Regions from separate parts of the Homo sapiens genome. Here region 1 is linked to region 2. The links are chromatin loops, found by intact Hi-C in ENCODE. Cell type or tissue: GM12878. All regions are shown on one strand.

What was found. Hi-C counts contacts between places; a loop is a spot of excess contacts. Peaks named below come from ENCODE experiments on the same cell type or tissue, not always from the same donor. Only the 100,000 strongest peaks of a DNase experiment are listed, where the experiment ranks them.
Region 1: a loop joins it to region 2, with 7 times the contacts of the local background. A loop is called at or near these places in 4 of 110 quality-filtered maps.

Annotation. Positions count from the first base shown.
Region 1 is chr3:188,445,044-188,447,543 of GRCh38, reverse strand. All of the region lies in intron 4 of LPP (LIM domain containing preferred translocation partner in lipoma), which reads right to left. Among named protein-coding and RNA genes, the nearest start is that of LPP-AS1, 120 kb to the left of the region's middle. In GM12878, no CTCF peak of the experiment used is centred here; a DNase peak (open chromatin) is centred at 1,313; H3K27ac peaks cover 301 bases.
Region 2 is chr3:188,308,726-188,311,225 of GRCh38, reverse strand. All of the region lies in intron 2 of LPP (LIM domain containing preferred translocation partner in lipoma), which reads right to left. Among named protein-coding and RNA genes, the nearest start is that of FLJ42393, 130 kb to the right of the region's middle. In GM12878, no CTCF peak of the experiment used is centred here; a DNase peak (open chromatin) is centred at 1,275.

The DNA.
Region 1 (2,500 bases), 140 kb before region 2:
CTGCCTCCTGGATTCAAGTAATTCTCCTGCCTCAGCTTCTTGAGTAGTTGGGATTACAGGCACCTGCCACCATGCCTGACTAATTTTTGTATTTTTAGTAGAGACGGGGTTTCACCATGTTGGGCAGGCTGGTCTCGATCTCCTGACCTCATGATCCTCCCACCTCGGCCTCCCAAAGTGCTGGGATTACAGGCGTGAGCCACCACGCCCAGCCAAGAGTCACTTTTGCTTTGGACCTTATATATGCCCTGTAAAATCAAGTGATTCTCAACCCTGGTTTCACAAAATCATGTGGGAAATTTCTATAAACTACTGATGTGCAGACCCACTGCAAAACAATGAAATCAGAGTCTCTCAAGTTGAAGCCCTGGCATTTGTGTTTTATAAAACTCCCTCCAGGTAAAGCCAGAATTGATTGCATAGATGATCTCTGAGGTTTTTCTCAAGGCTTTCTAAGGTTCTGTATCCAAAGGAATCAGAGTTAGACCACACAGGCCACAAATCACATGTCAGACTTTTTGAAGCCCATACACTTCAAAAAACCTCCTTAATTAAGCCAACTGCTAAAGGAGAGACACCATCTCGTCTCTCACTCGTCCTGTGGTCACCAGCACCTGCTCTTGAGAAAGCAACTACAAAAATGAGAAAAACAGAAGTTCTATAATAGAATCCACATTTCTAGAAAGCTTACAAATGAGGCTTAGAGCTAAAAAGGACATGGAGAAAAGGCAAAAGAAAGCCATGAAAACAATCACGGTCCAATCATTCCCTGGGCAACTCACTCCATTGCCATGTTGAAAACATAGATGTTAGAAACCAAAGGGTTTTTTGAAGAAAGCAGGAGCTGAGTGGGAACTTGGAGAACAACAATGAAAGCAATGCCACAAAGAGAAGCTGACAAGCTCTGGAAGCAGCAAAACATTTTCATCAGTCCGTGAAAAATTAAGGAAATTTGGGGAAATGAGTTTAGAAAAGGAGATTGTTTACAAACAAATAAAAACAAAGAAAAATAAAAACCCACAGAAGCCTTTTGATGGCAATGTAAAACCAGTTACTTCAGAAACTAAAGACAGAGAAGTTAAATGACATACACAGTAACCAACAGGTTACAATGACACTTTTAAAAAGAAAAGGCTGAGATAATCTATGGTCAATTTCATGATGTTTTGACCTTGAGGGCCTGACTGGCACGGCGTCTGGAGAGTGGCAGAAAGAGACACATTTCAGAAAAACTGAAAGTCAAACACCACCTGCTACTTTCACTAGTTCTTCTAGGCCGTGTGAGATTGGAGTGGCAAAATGAAGCTGGGCTCTCATGCTCACTTAAAATGATGGACAACACCAGTGTGTTTATTAAAGAGAGCTGTTTCTAGTCATTTAAGTGGTGTCCCACAAGCCGTAATCAACCAAGCATTGTGGACAAGACTCTCCTGAAATTATTATGCATAGAACACATGTGGCAAGACCGCTGCCTTCAAGCAGACTATGAGAAGGCTCTTACTGAAAAAGAAAAACAGTGGGTGCAAAACTGGCAGAAAACTTCCCCTCCCTGTTAAATGGCATACGGAAGAAACAAATAAAATAATTTATTCTAAGAAGAGAGACCTTAAAAATGATAAAACTGATAGGAAACCATTACATCTATCCTGTATCACAAAAAATGGCCAGGAATTCTTTATCTCATTACCTTGCTGCATATGTTGGAGATGTGTGTGTCTCTGTGTGCCTGTGACTTTCACAGCTTGAGCTATTATATATTTATTTGTTTATAATCTATCAGGAGAGCAAATACTTTGGTCATTGCTTATTCCTGGTCCTAAAACAGTGCCTGGCACATCATGAGTTCCAAACATTGCCTGAATAAATGAATGAATGAATCAATGTCTTTTTTACTTTTTTTTTTTAAATTATACTTTAAGTTCTGGGATACATGTGCAGAACGTGCAGGTTTGTTACATAGGTATACATATGCCACGGTGGTTTGCTGCATCCGTCAACCTGTCATCTACATTAGGTATTTCTCCTAATGCTATCCCTCCCTAGTCTCCCACTGCCCAACAGGCCCCGGTGTGTGATGTTACCCTCCCTGTGTCCATGTGTTCTCATTCTTCAACTCCCAATTATGAGTGAGAACATACGGTGTTTGGTTTTCTGTTCCTGTGTCAGTTTGCTGAGAATGATGGTTTCCAGCTTCATCCATGTCCCTGCAAAGGACATGAACTCATCCTTTTTTATGGCTGCATAGTATTCCATGGTGCATATGTGCCACATTTTCTTTATCCAGTCTACCATTGATGGGCATTTGGGTTGGTTCCAATTCTTTGCTATTGTGAACAGTGCCACAATAAACATATGTGTGTGCATGTGTCTTTATAGTGGAATGATTTATAATCGTTTGGGTATACATCCAGTAATGGGATTGTTGGGTCAAATGGTATTTCTGGTTGTAGATCCTTGAGGAATGACCAGACTGTCTTCTACAATGGTTGAACTAATTTAC
Region 2 (2,500 bases):
GCCGGGATTTGACAGTAGACAGAGAGAGAGAGAGAGAGCATATAAAATAATTAGAAAATAAGAATAACTAAAAAAAAAAAATTGGGGCCACTGCACCCGGCCTCAATTCTGCAACTTAATACGGCATATCAGAATAACTATGAGAAAGATATCAGGATCTGAAGACTAATACAGCTGCTTAATATCTTCGACTTTTTGGAAGTTCTTCATCCTTTCAGCACCTCAGTTTCCACAGCTGTGAAACAGAAAGCTAAAACTTACACTTCAACAGGTCTCTGTGAAAATTAAATAAGATAACTTATAATAAAGCACTTAGCCCAAGTTCTGGCAAGGAACATATATTCAATCAATGTTGGCTCTCTTTACTATAAGGATTCTTTTAAAAAATAATAATAGCAATAATAATAATGCTCTGCTCAACCACACACATTCCACCCAACATCTACCCCCACCACTCTGGCCTCAGCTACCCTTCCTATTGCCATTGACACCCTAACTGCCCAAGAAGCAAGGATTGAATAAACTCAAATTCTAAATGCCAGTCCAGAAAATGAATTTTAAAAAAATCTATTTCAACTCACATATTTCACAGTGGAGGCCATCTATAATTAGGTGGTGGCCAAAGTGATGAAAACTCAAATCTATTGACCCCCTTTTCATAGACTCTTCAACACAATTATTTCAATGTGTAGGCAAAGATTGAGCAACTCTCCCTCAACAATTATTTCATGTGTCAGCAAAGAATGAGCATTTCTCCCTCAATTCCACTGGCTAGCTATTTTTTAAGTTCACTTTGCTTTCTTGCCTTCTCACTCCCAAGCACCTATAGCGCACTCATCAACCGGGCATCCTTGGCCTGTCTCTCCTTGTGAACATGGATCACCACAGAATACACACAGTCACCTGCCTCATATCACTGCAGACATTAGAAGACAAAGTTATCTTTCTTGTAATATCCCAAAAGGCCAACTTCGTCAGTCTTCCAGAAGAAGAAAAAAAAAAAAAAAAGAAAGACAACTTTAACAAAAACTCACTCTATCCTGATAGAAACAAATAAAGAACCCCTTTCTCTAGAACACAATGACTTAAAGAGATCTTAAAGCTGATGCATCCTCACAGCACTGGGTTTTGTTGGCAGTCATGGTGGTGGTGGTGAGGTTTTGGGTGTTTGTTTGTTTTGTTTAATTTATCTTTCTGTTTTTGGCCTGTGTGAAAGATTCTGTTATGGGTATTATCAATTCTCATTTAAAGAAATAAGGACAATGGTATTAATAATGAAACAAAAGTACTCCTTTTTACTCTCTGTGGTCTGCAAGAAGTTTCACATTTCACTCAGATCAGAACTCCATGTTTTACTGATGTGAAAGTATGTGGTTTTTGCGATAGCCAAGTTCTTCTAATATTCAACTTTGTTGTTTCTTACTTTCAACTTACAGTAAATGAATCCCGATTTTTCCCCTTTGTCAAAATCAGCCCATTTTCAAAACAAGCAAGCCACCTCACTCATGACACTTTTCATGAATATTATACAGGCATAAGGCTATTTAAACCTATTTTATCGAATTATACAATCTCAACTATGAAGGAGATTGCTCAATTTTTGTCTGTGGATGCCACAGGACACAACTAATTCTGGAGAAGCACAGAAGAAAGGCAAGTCCTACCTCTGCTTATCTCGCCTCTCCCCTAAGGACCTCTCAACCTTTGTTTTGGGCAACGTTTAAACAGAGAAATCAGGGATCATCAATCAGTCCCCAACCAGAGAAGAACAATTACTGTCATCATGCCCATAGCCATCATCTTTAACCTTAGCTTCAGGTGCGCTCAATCTAACTCCAGAGCCTGCAAAGTAGGTAATGCAAAAATTACTCTCCTCCACTGTATATTAGAAGAAACGCAGGCTCCGGACAGGTGCGGTGGCTCATGACTGTAATCCCAGCACTTTGGGAGGGCAAGGCAGGTGGATCACCTGAGGTCAGGAGTTCAAGACCAGCCTGGCCAATATGGTGAAACCCCATCTCTGCTAAAAATACAAAAATTAGCTGAGCATGGTCATGCACGTCTATAATCCCAGATACTGAGGAGGCTAAGGCAGGAGAATCGCTTGAACCTGGGAGGCAGAGGATGCAGGAGCAGGGATTGCACCACTACACTCCAGCCTGGGCAACAGAGTGAGACTCCATATCAAAAAAAAAAAAAAAAAGAAGAAGAAGAAAAAGAAGAAGGAGAAGGAGAGGAGGGAGGAGGAGAAGGAGAAAGGAGAAGGGAGAAGGGAGAAGGAGGAGGAGGAGGAGAGAAGAAGAAGAAGACGAAGAAGAAGGAGAAGGAGTAGGAGAAGGAGAACGAGAACGAGAACAAGAACAAGAACAAGAAGAACAAGAAGAAACAACAACTCAGGCTCAGAAAGAACAAATGATTTGCCCTGGAGCCCCCAGCAATAAGTGGGAAGATCAAGTCCTTGACCGAAGTTTTATCGTTCTGAAACAAGGCTCTATCTACT